Regions from separate parts of the Mus musculus genome. Here region 2 is linked to region 1. A link is a loop called in an ENCODE intact Hi-C map of the cell type or tissue named here. Cell type or tissue: left cerebral cortex. All regions are shown on one strand. Each heading gives the region's core, and the rest is flanking DNA. Links, peaks and the distances in the headings are about the cores only. Region 1 holds the start of Nr2e1 (nuclear receptor subfamily 2, group E, member 1). Region 2 holds the start of Scml4 (Scm polycomb group protein like 4).

Region 1 (4,385 bases), core at 213-4,212:
GAAGTAACCAAGACTCTTCCAACTTTCAAAGACCCTGGACAATGAGGGCGAGTGAAGGGGGAGGGGGCGGGAAGGAACTCACAGAGAGCGCCAAAAATGTTATGGGGGGGGGGGGGGACTACACCGGTGGCTAGCGAGTTTCAGGGTGTGCGCACTATACACAGACCCTAGAACTCCCAGCCTCCGGCCTGTGGAAGGCGGGAACTGGAAAGCCCCGGGGAGACCGTTGTACCGCGTAGGCGCCCACCACGCCGGCTCAGGCCTACGCACTCCGAGGGTCTGCAGATTCTGTGCTCGCACACGCCCAGCTGCCCTGCACTTCTGCCTGTCTTTGGAGGTCAACAGAGATCAGTTGCAGCAGTGCGGTCTATGGGAGAGGAAGCTGGAAGAAGAAGCGTCCGGAGTGAGCAGGCCGCAGACTCCTGTCGGTGCTGGGCTCCCGCTCCGAAAGTCCTTGGGATTAGGGATTTGGTCCTCTCTTTGCTAGACTGGCTCGCCATACTTTACATTCCCCAGTTATGACCTACGCGGATTTAGGATTAAGGAAAATGTGACTTTTAAATGGTTTCTGCTTCCCGGTTTTGCAGGATTATTTGAAATAGCTGGAAACGGAGTGCAAAGCATTCCATTCGAAATCCGCTTTTTGCAGAGTTGCTTTTGCGCGCTGCAAGCTCTGAGTTTTTGAGCGGCTGCGTTATTGTGCGGCCGCCTGGAGCTGCGGCCCAGTTCCCGCCCCTGGCTCACCCCTCCCACCTTCGGCACCTGCAGCTAAATAGAAACAGCAGGCTGGACCGGTGGGCTGCCACGGGTCGCAACCTTCCTGATACACCGGGGAGACCCGGAAGAGCTAGCATCCAGAAGCAACGAAATTGCTCTCCCAGTTGCACGAAACGCTCCAACGCAACAGTCTAAGAGAGCTAGGCCAACGGACATACAAGCCCGAGAGAGTATTACTCTGGGGCTCAAATTCAGAGCTCTCAGAAGGACCATCCCGGCCTCCCAGCCTGCCCTCCCCAGGCCACGCGCCAGGACCCCGCGGCTGCCCGAGCGGTACCCACTTGTTGATCCGGCGGGCTTGCTCATGCTGGCGGTCCCGGGGCGCAGCGGTTGGTGGGCACTGCCGGATTCCCGACCCACGGCGCCCACGTCGCCGCCGGCCGCCGCCGCTCTCCAGCCGCCCTCCAGCCTGCGAGGCTCCCGGGCGGGACAGACAGGTGGCTATTGGTTGTGCGCTGCCCTGCTCTCCCCGGCGCTCAGAATTCGTTCCACAGTGGAAATGTAAGCATCCTTAAGTTTCTTTCCCGGCTCTAGCAAAACTGCAGCTGCTGGGGATGCGGCTTGATGTGGACACAGTCTTGAACAGACAGATGGAGAGATGGACAGGCAGGCTGAAGAGGGAGGACAGCGCGAGGGGAATATGGAAGGACAGAGATGGAGACACGGAAATGGTCTTCCTACGGAGCAACGAAGGCGAACTTCCCCTCGTTCCCCATGCTTGGTACTGCTTCCAATCTCTCCCTCCACACAGGCGTGCAGAGTGGGCAGCTCTCTGCAGACTGCAGATCTTCTGTGGAAAGGCGAAAATCACAGCCGCAGTCTCAGAGGCAGATTAAGCTCCTCGCTGCCGGAGCCCCGGCGCCGAGAGGGGAAACTAGATTGCTGGGAGATCTTCCAAGGGGAGAGGTGGCCAGATCCGAGTTTCCGGGGACAGCCGCGCACGCAGCGGCGAAGGGTCCCCGAAGTTCATTACCCTGTGACTTTGTGCCTGTCGCTGCGGGCCGGGTCTCTGGTAATATCTCCAGTAGCGCTCTGACAGGCAGCCGCGGGGAGGGGAATAGGGCGTCCCTGGCCCACTTAGCTTTTCCCCCAACTCCTGGCGGGGTCTGACGTCAGCCATGTGCGGGGAGGAGATGGGAAGAGGGAGGGGGTTAAATGCTAATGATATTAATGAACCTCCAAGCGGCTTCCAAAGAAAATGCAAGCGCTCTCGGAGCTGACGAGTTGAGAGTGAATACGGGCAAGCGGCTCCGTGCGTGCGTGATGGTGAGGACGGAGCCGCTCTTGTAATAAAAAAAATATGAATTTTTATATTTCACGGGAAGGGAGGAGGGGAGGGGTGGTGGGGCTCTCTCAAAACGCTTTTCCCCTCTCTCCAGAATGCCAGACAGATAGATTCGTGGAAGATATTGGGTAGCTGTGTCTGTGTATGATTGTGTGCGCCCGGACATGGCCATGTGAGTTGGTTCATTGTTGGTCTCGCGCCCCTTCTGTTGGGTAAAACTTGGATCTGGCCCGAGGTGAGTAATTTATTCATTTTGCAACTATCTATGGAAAGCCAGAGCTGAGGTCGCGGTGCGCGGTCTTGGGGACTGGGCTGGGATCTTGCGGTCCCTCGGCCTCGGCGTGACGGCTTTGGGCACCGCCGCGGGGAGGGCTTCGCCAGCTTCTTGCAAACAAAACCGGCCAACCCGGAGCTGGCGGCGTCCCTCTCGCCTCCATTGCGTGTACTGAGCAGCTGAGAGGCAAAGCCTCAAAGCCTTCCCTCCTGCGGTTGGTCCCCAGCGGGCGTCGCTGGCTTACCCCTGCAGGCCTGGGGACTCTGGAGAGCTCCGCCACCTTCCTCCCCAGCCGGGTCGCCTACCCGAAATCCTAGAGCTCTCTGGCATCTTGGTCGTGGCGCGGCGCGGGGACAGCGCGCGCCGAGGGAGCCTTGATCTCCGATCTCTAAGAGATTAATTCTATTTAAGCTCCCTCCGCCGCTTGAACTTGTCGAACAAGAGCTTGCCAGCCTCTCCTCGGGGCGTGGGCCCGGCCGGGGGTCAGAGGTCGCGCCTCCAGCTCTCCAGACCGAATTGGAGGCTGGGGGCTGGCGAGCTGTGGACAGCGCTCCTCCTGGTCGCTAGCCCACCCTTCCCGCAGCTCCCTCCTCACCTGGCCGCAGTGCCTGTTGGAGTCTCCCGTGTGACTGCCTGGCCCTGCAGATCCAAGGACCGGGTCCCAACTCGAAAGGGCTGTATGCTCCTGTCTCAGGCCTCAGCACGTGAAAGCAACTTTTCCCGGATTGCCCGAGCCTGGGAGGCAAGGAACCAAGAGCAGCACACACAGCAACTACCAGGCTTAGGGCCAGGCCACTTGGAACAACCGAGAGGCGGGTGATCGTGTCCCATACCACCTCTCCTTTATGGTCTTTCAAACAAGGGCGAGTATAGGGTAAGCTGGGGATTTTTAGATGACAAGGAGGGAAAATTAACATTTTTTTTTTGACAGTCAACTTGGGCTGCCAGCGAGCCCTGCTCGCGGCACAGCTCAAACTCGAACTCAGTGCAAAGAGAGGAGAGGCATTTCCGGCTAGGGTTTTAGAGACAGGGTGCCAGGCTCGGCTTTTGGTCCTCGGGTCTAACTCTTGCCAGAGATCCAATTGATGCTGCTGTGGCAGACACCACCATCGCGATGTGGAGGCAGAAGGGGGGTGCTTGGTCAAGGACAAAGGACTTCAAGTGGAACTAATTTGCCGTGGGCAAAGATGTGGGCAAGTGGTGGTGGGAACTAAACACGGACTTGTCTTCAGGGAGAAGTTTAAGGATTTGTGGACAGGAAGAGAACTAGGGATGTTTCAGGTGCCCAGTCTGGAAGGTAGAAGGACTTGGCTGCTCTGGATTCCAAACAACTCTCGACTCCTCCTGCAGTGCCTGCTGACTCATTTACAGACACCAAAACTTGTGAAAAATACTCCCAAACTCACACAGTTGTCCCCCAAACAAAATTGGAATGTTCTTTCTCCAGCCACTAACTAACTCTTAATCGAACTAGGTGCCAAGAAGCCCACTAAACAGACACGGGTGCACACACCCCACCCCCACTCCACACCGAGAGAACGATCCAATTCTGGCAAAAGCCACAAGGGGCTACCCACCCCGCAGCATATGCGTTCTGTATTCTGGGCGCCCGACTGTAATTATCCGCGCGTTTTGCATAATTCACAATACAGTTCTGAAATCATCGTGATGACTTTCTGGCATGATTGGTTCGGTGGTAAAGGCAGCAACTAGCTCCAGAATAGGCTGGCGTGCTTAGGATTCTACAGCCCCTAGATGCGCAGAGAAGCCCAAGGGCTGCCTGGCCTCTGCTCGAGCCAACCAGCTGAAGGCCACAGGGACCCTGGTTCGAAACTTTGAAAAACTGAAGCTAATTGGGACACGGCTCAAAGAAAAATCTTTAGCAGAGCAAAGACTGACTTCATTTCCCATCCACTGGCCTCAACACGCTGCCCGCCTCATAGGAGGTGCCACAGAATGTGGGAAAGAAAGAAGTCCTTGGCAGACTTCCCAAGGGGCCTACCAGAGGCACAGCGAGGCAACCAGGAGATGGGAAATCAGATCCTGCCC
Region 2 (4,385 bases), core at 158-4,157, 280 kb after region 1:
TATTCTTACATGCTTAACTTAAATTTTTTTTTTGGAATAAAAAAACCCATTCAATATTTTTGTAAAACATTGGTAACTTAAGGCCTGTGGTGATGGCTAAGAAGAAAGGAATTTGAGTAACATTCTTACATGCACATACCATTAATCTCAGTAATATATATTTAAATATTTCAGGTTGGCTTTAGTTAATTTTAAGGTCATGTGTGATTGCCAAGTTGACCCATTGAGAGTCGAAGCAGCAACCCAGGCACACCTGGCTCAAGGACAAGCCACACAGACACAGTCTGTATGAAGATGGAGCATGCAGATCAGAGTGAGAGCCCCTCAGGATCTTCCTGGGAAAGAGAAACCAAAGGCCGTTGGAGTAAGAGTCTACCAAAGCCTTTTCTCTTTATAGGGTTTGATTCCTTAAGAAATGTTGATTTTATTTGTTGAAAGAGCCATATTCAATTGAACACTAGTTACCCGAGCTCATCTAAAATGCCCTTCAGTGGAACACTGTGTGAGACTGTATGACCATAGCTGTGGCTGGAACTTGGCGCAGGCCACATTTAAACCATCCATCAGGCCCTAGTGTCCTCCCTCTTCCCCAGGGCCTTACTCTATAGCTGAAGTTGCCCTGAGACTCCCCACATAGCCCAGGCTGGCCCATTTCTTTCTGCCTCTGGCTCCTGAATGATGACATCACAGTTTGTCGCCCACACCTGGCTGGCTTCTAATTTCTTTTCTCCTTCTCATCTTCTTCCTTAGGCTTCTTCTTTAAATGAACTAAGTTATAAGAAAGTACAGACACACCCCCTCCAAAACAAAACTTCCAAGACTGTATTTTCCTGAATGAACATCAAAACTCAACAGGTAAATAAAGGATGTGGATTCCTTCTTTTCCTTGTCTTCATTTTTACTTTTCCCCTTCAGTTTTATAACATATTTATTTCCAAAGGAAAAAACCCTCAATAGTTTAAATACGAGTCCAAAAGGGTTGCTGTAGGTCAGTGGCGAGCCATGATGCTGTCTTCGGCAGCTCACCGCCTCCCCTAAGGCCTCTTCCCATGAGGAGAGAGCTCTATGTCTCTTCCCATCTACGTTCCTTAACAGCGTGAGTCTGCACTTTGTTGTGAACGTGTTACTTTTCCATTTCTACATCATGAATTTCAGTCCAAAGCCAGTCCCATAACCCTAATAATTTCTACTTGGGCCAAACTGTCTGTATCTTTCATAAAATAGAAATTTATTGAGAGCTTCTATGGGCCAATCTTGTTTCACTAATCAGCCTTTGATTCCCTTGGATGTCAAAGGGGACACATACTACACTGTTGGTACAAATTTTTGACTCTTTATGGCACTTGGTAGGAATGGAGACTGCCATCCAAGCTGGGCCAGGCCCCGGCCAGCCTGGGAACCACCTTGGGGCAGAGGAGTCAGGGCTGTGGCAGGCAGCGGACCTAGGCAGAAAGGACACATGCCACCCAGGGAATTCCTTCTTTCTTAGTAAGGATAATGCTTTGACTTAAAAAAAACATCAATTTCCTGTATCTATTTAATTTGAGGGGACAAATTTACTTCACACTACATATGCATTCAAATTGTAGGTCCTTTTTAATTTTTCATACTCAGTAACTGGCTAAGCTGTGACCCAGACCTTCCAAATTAGTTTAATGTCAGTCCTGGCTACAAGCATGCTCCCTGTCCCTAAAAGCAAACCCGGTAGACAGCCTGTATTTGTAAACCAGGTATCTTATAAGACACACTTGAGACACATCCCATTTCCCCAGATGAGTCAAGTCAGCAGCAGAAAACCTCGACTCACTTTATAAAAAGAAGGGAGGAGAAAAGGCACCTTCTCTGGTGTAAACTGGTTTAGTGGACAGGCAGTGGGTATGGAGGAGAGACAGCAGCCCTTTCCCAGGCAGGTCCCAAGAGTGTTTGGGCATGGAGAAACACTTCCAGATGTGCACACACAGATGTGGATTAAACGTAGGATAGGCAGCTTTAGAGCTAACAGGTACAGCCACAGTGTGTCATCAGTACAGGTCCACACCTCTGACAACACACAGGCTTTCTGTTGGTATACCATTGTTCTTTCTTTCTTCTTCTTTTCCCCCCAAAGCCAAACATTAGCCTTGTCAGATCGTAACAGTCTTATAAGCCTGGTGTGGCCCTCACTGCTGCAAGACTGGGACAAAGAGATGATGTTACAGTCTGGTTTCTATGGCAACGGAGGAGGGGTAATGAAAACTGAAATGCAGGAAACACCCATTCTGACTATTGTGACATAATTCAGTTTCTTACAAGGAAGTAACTATCTAAGAAGCAGAAGTATCATTACCTGGCGGCTGCTGTTCACAAAAAGCTGTGCTGTGTATTTCTCTTAGCTGGTCTGTCTGTACAGAGGAAAGAAATAACACACACACACACACACACACACACACACACACACACACACACACACACACACAGAGTCCTCGCTTTCTGCATGTAAAATGTGTGTGTGTTCTTTAGAAGCCAGCGGTTGGCTGGTTTTCCGGACATGATGTGGTTGAAGCTGTCATCGTAATGGAAATTCACTGCTGTAGCTATGGTAAATCGAGTGTTCTGCCTGTACTGAATGCATTAGTCTAATGAGATGTTTGCAGCGGCGGCGAGCTGGGCTGCTGGCGACTAGCTGTGAGGCAGGCGTAGCACACGGGTGGAAGATAGCTTGTGCCATACTCGCAGTGTGTGTGCAGGAAGTCACCTGTCTTCTAAGCCACCACTCCAGACCTCAGCAAGCAACACCCTGGTCAGGGCTCTGTGACCAAGCTGTAGGTAAGGGAGACGCATGCTGGCGGGTGTGCTGTGGTACATTGTATGGCTCCTTCTCTTTGGGCTGGCGGCACAACAGGTTACCTGCTTTAGTTTATTTGGGAGGGTTTGCATGCCTGCCTCTCTGGCAATGCACGAGTGTCTGGTGCTAAAACTACTGAGCCCGGTGGGTAAACTTCGGATCCTAACATGCAAAATATAATGTTTGATTTTTTTTAACTATATATCAAAGGGAGATTTAAAGTAAAAACACAGTTTATAACCATTTTTGACATGTATACACTTAACCTCTCTTTAAGTCTATATGTAAATATGTGCAAATTTTTTATTATTTCAAACATGAATATGGTTTTTTTCCTAATAATAATTTTGTCTTATTTTGTATTATTAATTTAAAATTTGTAGTATGGATTAGGTTACAAATATTTACCTAAAATTGATTATTAAAATTGGCTGTGATATAAGCACTCATCAAAGCATTTGTTTTCAAATTGAATTTTATTTACTTGTGTTGAATGCTGCAGATGGGATATTTCATGTGTTTTTGTTGGTTGCTGATGTACCAGTCATAGATAAGGAGAGTATTAATTGTTTGCAAGTTCCTGCTATTAGTTTTTTTAGGAGGAAATAACTAACAGGTTAGTATGGAATGTTTGGAGTTTCCCCAAGTTCAAAGACAAAGTCACCTCCTCCCCTCACACAGTCCTATGTGACCCCAAATAGCTTCCACTCATTCTGCCTGCAGCCCCGGGTGTCGTCTACAGGTTGCTCTGCGGATGGACAGGACCAGTGGGTATGGCTGCTGAGTTAGCAGTTTTCACTCATCATTGATGCGCTTGAGTCTAAGTTCTTGCCGTTATTTTCGACAATAAGCCAGAGGTGGCGGCTTGCTGTGTTGTCTTTCTAGGGTCATGACATTTCTCAAGAGGGCTAGGACCATCAGCAGCTCTCTGAGAAATGGGGCTTTGTAGCTGGGATGCTTGAAAAGTGATCCAGATGTGGTTGTTGTGTGTTCCATGTTTTTAATTCCTTTCTCAACTAAGGAACATTTTTTTTTGAAGGGTAAGAGACATAGATGTCTTTCCCTCCTCAAGACTTTTTTCTCATTAAGAACAAAACAAAACGGAATGTCTGGAGAACATGTAGAAGTATGGAGATGGCTGTAGAGGAGAAGGTGCCTGATTTAGACAGTATTTTATGGAACATTTTGTGTGCTTGTTGCTTGGTAGAAGTGGCTCAGTCGATCTGAGTAACAGCTACTGGGTGGCAATTACCTAGAAAACTAGCACTGCGTAGCATCAAAATGCAGCTAAAATGTAAACATTGATGCCCCGTGCAGAGAAGCCGCTTGGTAGCTTTACAGTCTACCTTTAAAATATAGCTGTCAACTACTATTAAAACATGAATGTGTTTCTCTCACTCTTAACATTGTGACTGTGTGTGTGTGTAGAAACCTTCTCCAAATCTGCCTGTCTGATTTGTGTCATAAGAGGAAACACAGATCCAACAAAATCCCAAATCTTAGTTGTTTTACCACATTTAAATGTCTTACCCGTGTCACCAAAATTACTTTTATTTCCTTA

What was found. Peaks named below come from ENCODE experiments on the same cell type or tissue, not always from the same donor. Only the 100,000 strongest peaks of a DNase experiment are listed, where the experiment ranks them.
Region 2: a loop joins it to region 1, with 4 times the contacts of the local background. A loop is called at or near these places in 1 of 42 quality-filtered maps.

The regions. Positions count from the first base shown.
Region 1 is chr10:42,581,824-42,586,208 of GRCm38, forward strand. It overlaps Nr2e1 (nuclear receptor subfamily 2, group E, member 1), which reads right to left and starts at 1,767. Exons shown (of 9, transcript NM_152229.3): 1 at 1,059-1,767. The coding sequence starts at 1,083. Gm38491 (predicted gene, 38491) reads left to right here and starts at 1,969. Exons shown (of 2, transcript NR_169130.1): 1 at 1,969-2,043; 2 at 2,157-4,000. In left cerebral cortex, for the core only: a CTCF peak has its summit at 1,972; DNase peaks (open chromatin) are centred at 676, 1,352, 1,607, 1,828 and 1 more place; H3K4me3 peaks cover 2,948 bases; H3K27ac peaks cover 823 bases.
Region 2 is chr10:42,858,049-42,862,433 of GRCm38, forward strand. Scml4 (Scm polycomb group protein like 4) reads left to right here and starts at 2,464. Exons shown (of 9, transcript NM_172938.3): 1 at 2,464-2,805. Gm34006 (a long non-coding RNA gene) reads right to left here. Exons shown (of 3, transcript XR_380280.4): 3 at 4,358-4,385. In left cerebral cortex, for the core only: no CTCF peak of the experiment used is centred there; DNase peaks (open chromatin) are centred at 2,223 and 2,649; H3K4me3 peaks cover 787 bases; H3K27ac peaks cover 285 bases.